Linked DNA regions of Homo sapiens: region 1 is linked to region 2. Evidence: read pairs that join two places in POLR2A ChIA-PET (ENCODE). Cell type or tissue: A673. All regions are shown on one strand. Region 1 has its middle 36 kb from the start of EXOSC2. Region 2 overlaps LAMC3 (laminin subunit gamma 3).

Region 1 (8,000 bases), 290 kb after region 2:
TGGCGGGCGCCTGTAGTCCCAGCTACTCGGGAGGCTGAGGCAGGAGAATGGTGTGAACCCAGGTGGCGGAGCTTACAGTGAGCCGAGATTACGCCACTGCACTCCAGCCTGGGCAACGAGTGAGACTCTGTCTCAAAAAAAAAAAAAAAAAAAAAAGTGCTTTACAGCCAGGCGCAGTGGTGCACGCCTGTACTCACAGCTACCTGAGAGGCGGAGGCAGGAGAATCACCTGAGCCCAGGAATTCAAGACCATCCTGAGTAACACTGAGACCCTGCTACAAGAAAAAAAAATTTTTTTTTAACTTTACACATCCACAAGAGATATTCTTTGCAACCTAGGATGCTGCAAAATCACCAATGAAACAATAAATTACTATATGATACTGAAGAAATAGAAAGTACAAACATGCTGAATCTATTCACTACCAAGGCAAATCTGGGAGTTGTTTGTTTTGACTAAACTCTTGATACTGGGTTGGCTGCCTTTGTTTCTTTCTCTTAAAAGTGAACACGCCAAAACTCAATTCTGTTCAAGTGAAGGTTCCAATCAGTTTAGATATTACTGTAAATTCAGTCCCTACTAACTCACAGTTTGTACAGGAAGTAAACCAACCCAAGATCCAACTAAGCCAAAGAGCAAACAAGACAGGCATCCTCAGATTATGGCTCCATCCTCTTATTCTCATACAAATATCTCTATTAAAAACACTCCCCTTCTCTGTTTAGCAATTCTATTTCCTGTTTTCTACCTCTCAAGAATGAAATCTGAAGGAATTCTCTACTTTTTAAGATTTCGCAATTTCATCCCTCCTTGCTAATAACAATTCACCTAGCGACACTTGAGGAACAAGCCACGCTCCTGGCAGAAATTCAGTACTCTTAAAGGAGGACTTAAAGGTCATGCTAGCCTTTGCTCCTCTGAAGAACAGACGGACACAGTGAAAAAAAAAAAAACACTGTGCCTATAATGTTAGCTTCCCATATACATCCTAAAATGCGTGGGATCCACCAGACCCCCGGGATTTTACCACAAGCTGGGGAAAAGGTTTGTAACCTGAAGATGGTAACAGGGACAATATTCCCACTACAGCAGTATCCCAAGTGGATAGAACAAATTATGGCAGCACCAGAAACCTGGAGAAAGGAATAAGGACTTAAGCAGCTGTTAGTCATTTCCAGGAGAAAAACTAAATACACAGAGAAAATGAGTCCACCAGATTTGGTGAGAGGCCACAGGCAGCCACTGATATAAAAAAGATGAAAAGCAAGCTATTATAGATAAAGGATACTGCTGGCTCCACCAGGGGTCTCTCCACTGCTTAACAAAGAAGATCAGGTTGAGTAAATGTCCCCTTTCCTCAGCCGGTTCCCTGGACCCATTCCACACTGTTTATTCAAGCCATAACCATTCTCCCAAGCAGATGGCCAGTGGTGGTCCTCAGGAATATAAATTAGACACAAAGAGCCTTTTGTTGGCTATGTTGTTCCTGGCTCTCTTACCCCAGACTGACACAGTACCTGATACAGAACAGGCACTTAGTACTTGTTCAATGCCTGAACCTGCCAAACAAGTAGATTCAACTGCGTATTCACTAAGTAGCTAGTCTGTTAAAAAAAAATACTGTTCGATCCATGAAAATGTATAAACATGGTCTCCACTATCAAGGGACAAGTACTGAGTGTCAAAGAAAAATACAATTGGAAAAAAAAAAAGAATAGAGAAAGGTGAATTGGAAAGAAGCAGCAGGTATTTTGAAAGTTGAAAATTTGAAACAATTGACAGGAATCATTTAGCCTTTATCATTAACAGAAAAAAAAAAGTTTCCTGAAATAGCTTTCTTTCATCAATAAGAATTCTTTATATTCTATTATTCATTTCTAGGATCAAAGAAACCTATAGATTTAGTGCAATCAGAGAAGAAAATCCTTAAGGGTATTTCTGTTTGGGTATGGAAGCTGATAAAACCCACTCTAAAATGTATATGGAAATACAAAGGAGCAAGCCAAGACAATATTGAAGAACAAAACAGGAGGCCTTATTCTACCAGGCATTAAGATTTATTTTAAAGCTACAGTAATACATTGTAATACTGGTGCAAGGAAAGACAAACAAATTAACAGGAAGGAGTTCCCCAGCAGATCCACACGTACATGTATACCTGATTTACACAGCAGCAGATGTTCTTTTCAATTAAACAGCTAGGTCAATATGAGGGAAAAAATGAACCTTCGCCCCTACACAGAAAAAACAATTCCAGGCCAACTATAAACATGAGATGTAAGAGAGTGAAACTTCTTTGTGACCTTAGGGTAGACACAAAGATTTCTTACACAGACCACAAAAAAAGTACTAACCATAAAAGATTAAATTAGACTAAGTCAAAATTAAGGTTTATCAAAGACACCATTAAGAGAGTGAAAAAGCAGCCGGACGCAGTGGCTCACGTCTGTAACCCCAGCACTTTGGGAGGCCAAGGTGGGTGGATCACCTGAGGTTAGGAGTTCAAAACCAGCCTGGCCAACATGGTGAAACCCCTTCTCTATTAAAAACACAAAAACTAGCTGGGCATGGTGGTGGGCGCCTGTAATCCCAGCTACTCGGGGGACTGAGGCAGGAGAATCTCTTGAACCTGGGAGGCGGAGGTTGCAGTGAGCCGAGATCACACCACTGTAATCCAGCCTGAGTGACAGAGCAAGACTCTGTCTCAAAAAAAAAAAAAAAAAAAAAAAAAAGAGAGATAGAGTGAAAACGCACAATGGCTATAATTATGTAAATAAAGAGTGAAAAGGTGAACCACAAAGTGTAAGAAAATAGTCATAATAAATACACCCAACGAAGGACCTGTATTGAGAGTACACAGGCTAGGCACGGTAGCTCACACCTGTAATCCCAGCACTTTGGAAGGCCGAGGTGGGTGGATGGTTTGACCTCAGGAGTTTGAGACCAGCCTGGGCCACATGGTAAAACCCCAACTCTACAAAAAATGCCAAAATTAACCAGAAGTGGTGGCACACACCTATAGTCCCAGCTACTCAGGAGGATGAAGTTGGAGGACCGCTTGAGCCCAGGAGGTCAAGGTTGGAGTGAGCCGAGACTGTGCCACTGGACTCCAGCCTGGGCAACAGAATAAGACTCTGCCTCAAACAAAGAAAAAAAAAGGAAAAAAAATATAAATAACTCCTAAAAATCAATGAGGAATAAACATAAATAGAAAAATGGACAAAAGAGGTGAACTGGCAAGAGATACATAGGTACACATATATTCCAAATGGCCAGTAAACATATGAAAAGGTGCTTAACCTCATGAGTCATCAAAGAAGAGCAAATTAAGGCTGGGAGATACTACTGCACAACTACCTGCAAGGCTAACATTTAAAAGTCTGGCCGGAGGCTAGGCGCGGTGACTCACGCCTGTAATCCCAGCACTTTGGGAGGCCGAGGTGGGCGGATCACCTGAGGTTGGGCGTTCGAGACCAGCCTGATCAACACAGAGAAACCCCGTCTCTACTAAAAACACAAAATTAGCTGGGTTTGGTGGCACATGTCCATATTCCAGCTACTCGGGAGGCTGAGGCAGGGGAATCACTTGAACCCAGGAGGCGGAGGTAGCGGTCAGCTAAGATTGCACCATTGCACTCCAGCGTGGGCAACAAGAGCAGAATTCCATCTCAAAAAAAAAAAAAAGTCTGGCTGGGCGCAGTGGCTCACGCCTGTAATCCCAGCACTTTGGGGGGCCAAGGCAGGTGGATCACTTGAGGTCAGGAGTTCGGGACCAGCCTGGCCAACATGATGAAACCCTATCTACCAAAAATGCAAAAAAAAAAAAAAATAGCCTGGTGTGGTGGTGCATGCCTGTAGTCCCAGCTACACAGGAGGCTGAAGCAGGAGAATCGCTTGAACCCAGGAGGTGGAGGTTGCAGTGAGCCAAGATCACACCACTGCACTCCAGCCTGGGCGACAGAGTGAGACTCCATCTTAAAAAAAAAAAAAGAATATGCAGAATTGAACTTCTGCTTCTGTCCATAATGCAGTAAAAGTGGTATTAGATATCCTTTTGTCCTAAACAACTGTATGGCTGAATAAAATATTTGAGACGACTGTTTTCAGGCATTAGATGACAGGCAAGGCAAGGCAAGGCTGTGACCCTTGAGGAAAGAGAAAAACATAAGGTAAGTTGCATGTTGCTTCCAACTTCCTGCCTGGGGCACCTTCCCAAACACAGTGCAGGGAGATGAAACCTAAACTGACAGCAGCCATCTCTGTGAACTGAGGAAGCAAAGACTTGGATTTGAGGATGCTGAGGCAGGTAGAATTTGTAGGGCAAGAAATCTGAGAGAAGATGAGGGCATGGGTGGGGTGACAGAACACAGAGGTAGGCAGAAGAAGGTGGGAGGCATCCTGTGGGTCCATGGCTTCCAGATTCTATGCAGTTTAGCAGACAGCGGTGGCTGTGAGGCTGAGAACTGCACAGACACAGAGGTTTCACAGTGCTGGAAGACATTCAAGTACCAGTTCATCCAGGGTGGAGAGACTTTGCTGAGCACCTCTGTTATTTTGTTTCGACCCCAAAAAGGCCAAGCATTAAGTCTAAAGAGTACCCTCTATTCTAAGGGCCGGGTGTCTGGACCAAGGATAAACCCATACTAACAAAGCATAAAACCAAACCTGGCAGGGTCAAACTAACTTAACGACCAGTCACTTACAGTAATTTAAGTAACTACAGTAACCTAACTACTTGTCAAAACAAAATGAAAACTTCTTTAAAGAAAGATAACAAGATTGAGAATCCCTACAATATAACACCCACATGTCTGGCATACAATCAAAATTATTTAACATGCAAAAATGCAGGAAAATCTGACTCATAATGTACAGAAAAAGCAATCAATAAAAACAGACCCCAAGATGACTCAGATATTTAAATTAGCAGGCACGGTCTTTATTACAAATACCTTCTAGGATTTAGAGGAAAAGACAGGTCTAATGAATGAAAACATGGTGAATCTCAGCAGAAAAATACAAACTATAAAAAAAAAAAACAGGCTGGGCGCAGTGGCTCATGCCTGTAATCCCAGCACTTTGGGAGGCTGAGGCGGGTGGATCACAAGGTCAGGAGATTGAGACCATCCTGGCTAACACGGTGAAACTCCGTCTCTTCTAAAAAAACATACAAAAAAATTAGCCGGGCGTGGTGGCAGGCGCCTGTAGTCCCAGCTACTCAGGAGGCTGAGGCAGGAGAATGGCATGAACCCAGGAGGTGGAGCTTGTAGTGAGCCAAGATCACTCCACTGCACTCCAGCCTGGGCGACAGAGCAAAACACTGTCTCAAAAAAAAAGGAAAGAAAAGAAAAAAAAAAAAAACCAGCCAGGTACAGTGGCTCACACCTGTAATCCCAGCACTTTGGGAGGCGTAGGAGGGCAGATTGCTTGAGCTCAGGAGTTCAAGACCAGCCTGGGTAACATGATGAAACCCCGTCTCCACAAAAAAAAAAAAAAAAAATCAGCTGGACATGGTGGCGCATGCCCATAGTCCCAGCTACTCAGGAGGCTGAGGTGGGAGAACAGCTTGAGTCTGGGAGACGGAGGTTGCAGTGAGCTATGATTGCCACTGCACTCCAGCCTGAGTGACAGAGTGAGATCTTGTCTCCAAAAAACAAACAAACAAAAAAAGAGGCAAAAACTGAGAGTATTTATAGTTATATTTTCATTCTAAATATTGTTCCTTTTCTAAATATTCTACCTTTTCTTTTTCTTCATTAGTCTTACCAGAAGTGTGCCTAGATCAATAATATTTTTCAAAGTTAGCTTTTGGTTTTATTGATCATTTCCATTCTTAATTTGTTTTTATTTTTATTATTCTCTTCTGTGTACTGTGGGATTACTTTGGTTCTCTGGCTTCTTGAGTTACATGCTTAGTTCTCTTGTTCTTGTTCAGTCTTTCCTGTTTCCTAATAAATGCTTTTTTTTGGGGGGGGGGGGCGGTGTCTCACTCTGTCACCCAGGCTGGAGTGCAATGGCGCGATCTCGGCTCACTGCAACCTCTGTACCCCGGGTTCAAGGGATTATCCTGCCTCAGCCTCCCGAGTAGCTATAGGCAGCTGCCACCAAGCCCAGCTAATTTTTGTATTTTTAGTAAGAGACAGGGTTTCACCATCTTGGCCAGGCTGGTCTTGAACGCCTGAACTTGTGATCCACCCACCTCAGCCTCCCAAATTGCTGGGATTACAGGCGTGTGCCACCACGCCCGGCGGAATAAATGCTTTTAAGAGTAAAAGAAGTGATAGAATTAAAGGAAAAAATAAACGAATATATCATTATAGCTGTTGATCTTCAGCATCACTCTCTCAGTAAAAAAGAGAGATACCGCCAGGCACAGTGGCTCACACCTGTAATCCCAGCACTTTGGGAGGCCCAGGAGGGCAGATTGCTTGAGCTCAGGAGTTCAAGACCAGCCTGGGTAACATGGTGAAACCTTGTCTCTACAAAAAAAAAAAAACCTCAGCAAAGCTATAGATGAAGTAAGTACAAAATAAAAAGTAAGAATATAGAAGATGTTTAAACAAAAGCATGAAACAACTTGATTTATAGAAAACTACATGCAACAACACAAACTTTTTTCAACTACAAATGGAACATTCACTAAGACAGGTTATATGCTGGGCCATAAAATTAGTCTTGGTAAATGTCAGAAGACTGAAATTCTACAGAAGATGTTCTCTGACCACAATGAAATTAAATTAGAAACCAAGATATCTAGAATTCCCAAATACTTGGAAATCAAACACTTTGATAATAACACATGAAAACTTATGTGATGAACTTATGTGATAGAGCTAACGCAGTGTTTAGTAGGAAATACACAGCTTTAAATGCCTATGTTGGACAAGAAGGGTTTGGAATCGATCTAAATTTCTACTTTAAGAAGCTAGAAATAAAGAACAAATTAAACCCAAAGTAGGCTGGGTGCAGTGGCTCACGCCTATAATCCCAGCACTTCAGGAGGCCAAGGCAGGAGGATCGCTTGAAGCCAGGAGTTTGAGACCATCCTGGGCAACATAGCAAGACCCTATCTCTACAAAAAAAAATTTTTTTAAGTAAAAGAAAGAAAATAAAGAGCAGAAATCAATAAAATGGAAAACAATTGAGAAAGTTAACAAATTTTTTTTGAAAAGATTAATAAAATTGGTAAACCCTCAGCAAAACTAACTGAAAAGGTGTGTGTGAGAGAGAAACAGAGAGAAAAAACACAAATTACCAATGTGAGGAATGGAAAAAGCATATCACCACAGACCCTATAGACATTAAAAGGATAACAAGGGAATATTAAAAACAAAAACAAGGGAAACTAATCGATGGTGCTAAAACGTAAGACAGTAGTTATCTCTGAGGAGGAGGAAGGCAGGAGTGAAACTGGAAGGGGGCACAAGGCTTTCTGAGGTGTGCTCACAATTTTCTACTTCTTAAGCAAGATAGTGGAATGCAGAGGTATTCATTTGTGATCATTCATCAAGCTGTACATTCAATTTGTGCCCCTTTCTGTATGCATATTACACTTTTTTAAAAAAAATATTAAAATATCAGGTCGCGCAAGGGAGCTCAATCCTGTAATCTTAACACTTTGGGAGGTTGAGGCAGGAGTATCACCTGAGCCCAGGAGTTCAAGACCAGCTTAGACACCATAGCAAGACTCTGTCTCTATAAATTTTTTTTTTAAATTAGCCAGGTGTGGTAGTGCACACCTGTGGTCCCAGCTACTCGAGAGGCTGAGGTGGGAGGACTGCCTGAGCCCGGGAGGTCAAGGTTGTAGCAAGCTTGAACTCCTGGGCTCAGGCAATCACACCACTGCACTCCAGTCTGGGAGACAGAGTGAGACTGTCTCAAAAAAAAAAAAAAAAAAAAAAAAAAACCACCATACACAAGTTCCACCAACAGATGGACAAAATTTGGTGTGTATATATATATACACACACAATGGGATATTATTCAGCCTTAAAAAAGA
Region 2 (8,000 bases):
TTGCAACAGCCAAAGAGTGGGAACAACTCCAATGCCCAGCAACTGATGAATGAATCAATAAAACGTGGCATATATCATATGATGGAATATGATTGGGCTACAAGAAGAAATGAAGTGCTGACACACGCAACCACAAGAATGAACCACGAGAACGTTAAGTGGCAGAAGCTAAAATCACCAAAGACCACATCTTATGGGATTCCACGTAAATGTCCAGAATAGGCAAATCCACAGAGACAGGAAGGAGACAGGTGGTTGTCACAGGATAGGGGTTCAGGATGGGGACTGGGGGAAAACAGAAAGTGACTGCTAATAGGTACAGGGTAATAAAGGTGTTCCAAGCCGGGCTTAGTGGCTCACACCTGTCATCCCAGCACTTTGGGAGGCTGAGGCTGGAGGATCGCTTGAGCCCAGGAGTTTGAGACCAGCCTGGGTAACATAGCAAGATCCTCTCTCTACAAAAAATAAATAAATAAATAAGAACAAATTAAAAAATTAGCTGGGCGTGGTGGCTTGCATATCCCAGCTACCTGAGAGGCTGAGGTGGGAGGATGGCTTGAGCTCAGGAGGTAGAGGCCACAGTGAGCTGTGATCGTGCCACTGCACTCCAGCCTGTGCAACAGAGTGAGACCCTGTCTCAAAATAAATAAATAAATAAATAAATATATTCTAAAATTGATTGTGGTGATGGCTGCACAACTGTGTGTATATACTAAAAACCACTGGATTGTATAGTTTAAATGGGTAAATTATACGGTATGTGAATTGTATCTCCTAAAGCTGTTATATATACTATGTATGTTATTGTGGTGTTATGATAGCTGTCAGTTTTCGGGCTGGCCGTGGTGGCTCACACCTGTAATCCTAGCACTTTGGGAGGCCAAGGTGGGAGGATCACTTGAGCCTAGGGGTTTGAGACCAGCCTGGGCAACATAGTGAGACCATGTCTCTCTATTAAAAAAATACATATATATGTGTGTGTGTGTGTGTGTGTGTGTGTGTTTTCATCCACAGCTCCTGGCTTATGACTCCCATAGCCCTCCTTACGGTCTTTCATTAGAATTTTGGGTGTGTTGGGCCTCAGGGGCAGGCCTCTGCCTTCTCCTGCCCTCCTTTCACTCTAAAGTTCCCCCACCTTTCTGACCGTGGGTCTTAAGACCCTCCAAGAGAGGGTCCCACCCTACGCCCAAGGGAAGCAATGCTGATGCATGAAGCGTCCATGAAAACCTGAGGACAGGGTTCAGGGAGCTTCTGGATGGCTGAACACGGGGAGGTTCCTGGAGGGTGGCACCCAGGGAGGGCATGGAAGCTCCCGTCCCTTCACCGTTCCTCACCCTGCTCATCTCTTCATCTGTGTCCTTTGCAATATTCTTTATAATAAACCAGTCAATGTGTTACCCTGAGTTCTGTGAGCTGCTCCAGTGAATTGATTGAACCCAAAGAAGGGGTCATGGGAACTTGAAGCTAATCTGTCAGAAGTTCGTGAGGCCTAGACTTGTGACTGGTGTGTGTGGCGGAAGACAGCCTTGGGGACTGAGCCCTCAACCTGTGGGACCGGATGCTATCTCTGACTAGATCGTGTTGGAACTGAATTAGAGGACACCCAGCTGGTACCGCTGCTTGTTGGGTGGGGGAAAAACCCACGCATTTGGTCACAGAAGTCTTCTGTGTTGATGATGGCTGTCGTCTGAGAGCAGAGGAAAAACACAGTTTGAGGAGTTTTTCCCTACACAGTTATATATATGTATTATTGGACCTCACATCCATTAGGATGGCTATTATCAAAAAAACAGAAGATAACAAGTGTTGGCAAGGATATGGAGAAACTGGAACCCTCATGCACTGTGGGTGGGAATGTGAAATGGTGCATACGCTATGGGAAACTGGTGGTTCCCGAAAAAACTAAAAACAATGCATCTATTTGACAGCCCCAGAGCAGTTACTGTCTGCTAAGGTTTCCACTACAGATGCAAAAACAGCGTCCCTGTGCTTTCTCTCTGACTGCTTTCTGCTTTCTGTGGCAGCCGAGATTGAATAGAGGAATCCAGGAAAAACTACGGAGAGAGAATTTTTGCAACTCAAGAATAACCTTGTAAGCAGTGAAGAGCCTGTGTTACTCCAAGCAAGAACCTACAATTTGAGTTTACACGAGAAGTGTTGGGAAATATCCCCTACCATCCTCAGCTGGTTGATTACGCTTACAAAAGCTTAAAGGTTAAAACTAATTAAAAGAAGCCAGAGACTCTGGGGAGAAAAAAAAACATCAAAAAACCTAAGAATAGAATTGCCATATGATCCAGCACTTCCACTTCTGGGGATATACCCAAAAGAACCGAAAGCCAGACTCCACGTTTGTGTTACATGTATTTGGGGGGGAAAAATAAAGGCACCCTCCTTCCTCCCCTAGTCTCTCTATGCACCAAAACAAGAAGCTGGTGAATCACCTCCTTCTCGCAAGTGACCTCAGTATTCACCAGATCACTAGCTCATTCTCTGGAATTCCTTGTGTTAGCCCTCCTCTCTGTCATTCTCTCAGCCCCTCGTCTGTTCCCTGACTTATGCAATGGTCTGGAATGCCCTGCCACCTCTCTTTGCAAACATGCAGTCATGTCTCAGTCATGTTTTGGCTCAGACTGTACCTCAGAATCCTTCTTAACACAAAGCCCTAGGCAACACTCAATCCAAGGAAAACTGTTTGGTCTCCCCAGGTTAGAGGAGAACTTGGCAATCTTTTTGTTTTTTTAGACTTGGCAATCTTGATTCATATTTGGGGCTTAGACTTAGTGCCAAGATGGGAGGGCTGTGATGGAGCCTATCCCTGGTTCAGCCAGGGTCTTGTGGTATCTGGCATTATGGCCATGGGGAGTCCCCAGCTCCTTATAGGGAGTCACCACACCCAGAAGTGCCAAGAGCTTGGCTGGGAGAGGAAGAACAAGAACAGTGGGTGGCCAGATGGGGCTAAGGGACCCTGCTGGGTGTGACTCCCCTGTAGGCTGGGAGCAGCTCACCCACCTGGTTCTGATGCTCGAGGTGGGCAGGGCAGCCTCACCCATGCATTCCCAGCCCAGCTTTCCACCCTAGCCCCTCCCGCCCCACTCCCTAGGCCACTGCTGCCCAGATGGCTCCAATTATAGGGCTTTGTTTTGTTTCCATTTTCCCAAAATAAGCCTCTTCGTACTGAGCTCATTCTGCTTGGTCAGTGCCGGATGTGGGCCAGCTTGATTTTATGACTGTCCCGGTGTCATTCTTGATGGGCTTTATGTTCCAGCTGGCTGGAGAGGACACAGCTTGGCGCTCCTGCTGTTTGGCGTGGGCGGTGCGGGGCCCGGCCGGGGGAGGCTCTGCTGTGCCCAGCTGCTGGCTCAGCCAGCAGGTGAAGACTGGGAGGGGGGCGGGTGGGACCTCCATGTCTCCATGGGCACCAGCACCCCCTTCACCCCCTTCCTAGGCAGCCCCTTCTCTCTGGGGCTCCATGGACTCCTGAGTAGGAGGGCACCCAGGTTTTGAGCAGTGACTTTGGGCATGACACTGAGGAAGTCCTTCTGCTCCCTGAGCCTGACTCCTCACTAGTAAATGAAGTGTTTGGGGATCTCAGCCATACAGTGTGAGTAAAGTACTTGGCAAAGCACGTGGCACATAGCAGGTGCTCACTAAATGCTGGCTAGTGTGAAACAGAGACTCATCCAGGGATCATGACTTCCAGGCACACTTGGGACAATGTGATCCACACTGTCAGGACTGCCTGCTGTCTCCACTCTCTCACTGGATTATAAACTCCTTGAAGGTACAAATCCTGCCTCGAGTCTACTCATTCATCGGGCAAGCATTTATTGGGCACCTCTTGTGTGCTAGGTGCCATGCTCAGCTATAAGGATTCATGGCACCTGCCCCAAGGGGAGGTTACAGGTAGGGAGAGAGAGGCAGGTCTTGTTTTTGTTTGTTTGTTTGTTTGTTTTGAGACAAAGTCTCACTCTGTTGCCTAGGCTGGAGTGCAGTGGCGTGATCTTGGCTCACTTCAACCTCCGTCCCCTGGATTCAAGCCATTCTCCTGCCTCAGCCTCCTGAGTAGCAGGGATTACAAGCGTGCACCACCAAGCCTGGCTAATTTTTGTATTTCTGTAGAGATGGGATTTCACCATGTAGGCCAGGCTAGTCTCAAACTCCTGACCTCAAGTGATTTGCCTGCCTCGGCCTCCCAAAGTGCTGGGATTAGAGGCGTGAGCCACCGTGCCCAGATGAGACAGGCAGGTCTTTATAGAACAGGACAAAGTAGCCCAGGGAGGCTGTGGGAGCATCAACAAGGCGCTCAAACCTATGGTTCCAAGGATGAGCAGCCATTAGCCAGGGAAGGTGAGGAGAAGGTGCATTCCACACCAGGCAGGATGTTGGCAAAGCTGTGGCCACCTTGTGGTGAAGCCTGTAGTTCAGGCTGGCAGGAGCATGGAGAGGGAGGAGGTGGTGAGAAGTAAGTTTGGGGCATGTGGTCCAGTAAGCGGGTGGGATGAGCAGGGGTGCATGGGAGCTAGACAGGCGAGGAGAGCAGAGGGAACAGAATTCTAGACAGAGAGAACAGCATATTGGGCGGCCTGGAGGTGAGGGAAGCCAAGTACTCCCAAGCAGTGTCACCACCAGCTAACAGTCAAGGATGACATCTTGGCTCGGCTTTCCTGATAGGAACACAGCTGTCTCAATCACCCAGAAGCCTCATTGGCCCCTGGAGCTTGTGAGGGTCTGGGCTAGGGCTGCAGATTTTAATTCTCGTCGCTGTTTAAAAGATCTTGGGGGCCGGGCGCAGTGGCTCACACCTGTAATCCCAGCACTTTGGGAGGCCGAGGCAGGGGGATCACCTGAGCTCAGGAGTTCGAGACCACCCTGGGCAACATGGTGAAACCTCGTTTCTACTAAAATACAAAAAATTAGCCGGGCATGGTGGCATGCACCTGTAATCCCAGCTACACGGGAGGCTGAGGCATGAGAATCGCTCGAACGTAGGAGGCAGAGGTTGCAGTGAGCCGAGATCATGCCACTTCACTCCAGCTTGGGCTAGAGTGAGACTCCAACTCAAGAAAAAAAAAAAAAAAGATCTTGGGGCCACTCCTTTCCCAACCTTTTTGTTGCCTTTGGAAGAAACTTTTTCATCACAAAGGAGGGATTAAGCTGCTTTCTTTTATTTATGTATTTATTTATTTTTTGAGATGGAGTCTTGCTCTGTCGCCCAGGCTGGAGTGCAGTGGTGCGATCTCGGTTCACTGCAGCCTCTGCCTCCCGGGTTCCAGTGGTTCTCCTGCCTCAGACTCCTGGGTAGCTGGGATTACAGGCACACGCCACCACACCTGGCTAATTTTTGTATTTTTAGTAGAGACGGGGTTTTGCCATGTTGGCCAGGCTGGTCTCGAACTCTTGACCGAAGGTGATCCGCCCGCCTCAGCCTCCCAAAGTGCTGGGATTACAGGTGTGAACTACTGCACCTGGCCTTTTTTTTTTTTTTTTTTTTTTTTGAGACAGTCTTGCTGTCATCCAGGCTGCAGTGCAATGGCCCGATCTCGGCTCACTGCAACCTCTGCCTCCGGTTCAAGCGATTCTCCTGCCTCAGCCTCCCAAGTAGCTGGGATTACAGGCGCCCAACACAACGCTTGGTTAATTTTTTTTTTTTTTAATAGAGAAAGGGTTTCACCATGTTGGCTAGGCTGGTCTCGAACTCATGACCTCAAGTGATCCGCCGGCCTCGGCCTCCCAAAGTGCTGGGATTACAGGCGTAAGGACCGCACCCGGCCTCTAATTAACTCTTGTAACAAAAAGTCCCTGCCATGTCTCTGTGATATTGCTGCATCTTCTCTCACCTCCTGGTTTGGCAAGGACAGAAAAGCCGGGATGTTTCCTATCGCGTGAGGCCGCTCGTTTGCATGAACTCCCAGTGACTGCCTTTTTCCGATCACGCTTCTAGCTGCCAGCTACCTTTCAAGTGGCTCCAAGCTCCCCTCCCGAGAGGTGTCTGGCTGCTAGATGTTTACCAAGGAGTCTGCGCCGGTGACCCGCAGCAGCCCGCGCACAGCATCCTTTAGCGAATACACATCTGGGCCAGCCCCCCACCTCGTTCCAAGGCCCGAAGCCTCTGCTCCAAACAGGCGCAGACACCAGGCCGCCCCCAGATCCGGACCCTGTTTGCTCCGCACGCTTTCTTTTAAGGGGTTGGGAGTTACGGTGCCAAGCTGTGCTGCACCAGAACTTTGAAAAACATCTTAAAACAGAACATAGCAAGGCGGGTGCTTTTTAAAAAAAAAATCGTAGAAATGTGTTTTCTCCAGTTTTTAAATTAGAACAAGCTTCATGAGAGAATACTGGGAAAATGTAGAAACACGGAAAATGGAAGAAAAGTCACTGCAAGTCCTGAGGACAAACACGCTTACCAGTTTGATGTCTTTCTTTTTTTGCCTACTCTTTAGGGATTTTAAAATATAAATCTGATGATTCCACATATACCAACTTGTGTCTTTTTCTTCATTCAACATTTTGACTTAAGCGCTCCCTGTGTATTACAAACCCTTTGTCAGCTGTTGCACTGAATGGCTCCAATCACCATGAGAATTTATGTCCTACAATTTACTTAACTAGTCCCTTATGGTTCCCATTTTTCCCTACTATAAAGAACGCCTCGATGAATGTTTTCATGCATTAGGACCCTTCCCTTATTTGAATTCCCAGAAGTAGGATTCCTTTGCCAAAGGCCAGGAATATTCTTGTGGGTCTTCAACCATGTTGCCAAGCTGCCTTCCCACGGGGCTGACATGTACTTTTCCCCAAACCTTCTTTTATTGTGGTGAAATATGTATAACATGACATTTACCATCTTACCCATTTGCACAGCTCACATTGTTGTGCAACCTTCACCACCATCCATCTCCAGAACTCTTTCATCTTCCCAAACTGAAACTCTGTCCCCATGAAACAGTCACTCTCCATTGCCCCTCCCCCAGCCCCTGGCAACCAGCATTCTACCTTCTGTCTCTGTGGACTTGACTATCCCAGGGTGCCTCTCATATCAGCGGAACCCTACAGTATTTGTTCTTTTTTGGCTGGCTTCTTTCCCTTAGCATAATGTCCTCAGGGTTCGTCTATACTGTGGCTGTGTGAGAATCTCCTTTTTCAGGGCTGAGTAATATTCTACTGGATGGATGGACCACATTTGCTCTTGCTCATCATTCACCCCTCGGTGGACACTTAGGCTGCCTTGCCTTTGGCTATTGTGGAAATGCTGTTATGGGTCAGGTGCCGTGGCTCACGCCTGTATTCCCAGCACTTTGGGAGACAGAGGAGGGCAGATCACCTGAGGTCAGGAGTTCGAGACCAGTCTGGCCAACATGGTGAAACCCCGTAACTACAAAAAAATACAAAAAATTAGCTGGGTGTGGTGGCAGGAACCTGTAATCTCAGCTACTTGGGAGGCTGAAGCAGGAGAATCGCTTGAACCTGGGAGGTGGAGGTTGCAGTGAGCTGAGATCGCACCATTGCACTCCAGCCTGGGCGGTGGAGCGAGTCTCCGTCTCAAAAAAATAAAAAAGAAAAGAAAATGCTGCTATGCACACAGGGGCCCTTGCATAGCCTTTGCACACGGGGGCCCTTGCATGACATTCAGAGTGGTTGGTGTCAAGGCGGCTGCTCAAATTACCCAGTCGAGGGCTCAGGTGGAGACCGAGTCAGGGCGAGGGGTGCAGGTGGAGTCCTGGATGTCGACTATGATTCAAATAAGCAAAGCCAGGGCATGAGCTGGGGAAGGGCATGGCTGCTGGGAGGGCTTGCCCGGGGACAAGGGGCCACAGGGAAGGGAGGTAGACCAAGCAGCTGAAGCCTGGGCAAGGGAGAGCAGGGCAGGGCAGGGTTGGGCTGGGAGGACGGCGGCACTGCTGTGAACACCGTGGCTTAGGAGTACGGGAGGCACCTGCAAGGCTGGGGGCCCTTCATCCATGAATTCCTCACTCCCTTGCTCTGAGCGAGGAAACACA

Evidence for each region. Peaks named below come from ENCODE experiments on the same cell type or tissue, not always from the same donor. Only the 100,000 strongest peaks of a DNase experiment are listed, where the experiment ranks them.
Region 1: POLR2A ChIA-PET joins it to region 2 with 12 read pairs; 3 of 35 experiments call an interaction of 5 or more read pairs at or near these places.

The regions. Positions count from the first base shown.
Region 1 is chr9:130,725,732-130,733,731 of GRCh38, reverse strand. It overlaps a transcript of ABL1 not described here. Among named protein-coding and RNA genes, the nearest start is that of EXOSC2, 36 kb to the right of the region's middle. RefSeq lists enhancers at 2,564-3,400, 3,401-4,237. In A673, a CTCF peak has its summit at 1,300 (motif pointing right); a DNase peak (open chromatin) is centred at 4,821.
Region 2 is chr9:131,015,218-131,023,217 of GRCh38, reverse strand. The region is part of intron 1 of LAMC3 (laminin subunit gamma 3); the gene reads right to left. It also overlaps the pseudogene LOC124900284. Among named protein-coding and RNA genes, the nearest start is that of LAMC3, 10 kb to the right of the region's middle. RefSeq lists a silencer at 3,985-4,172 and an enhancer at 6,016-6,587. In A673, a CTCF peak has its summit at 4,405 (motif pointing left); a DNase peak (open chromatin) is centred at 3,197.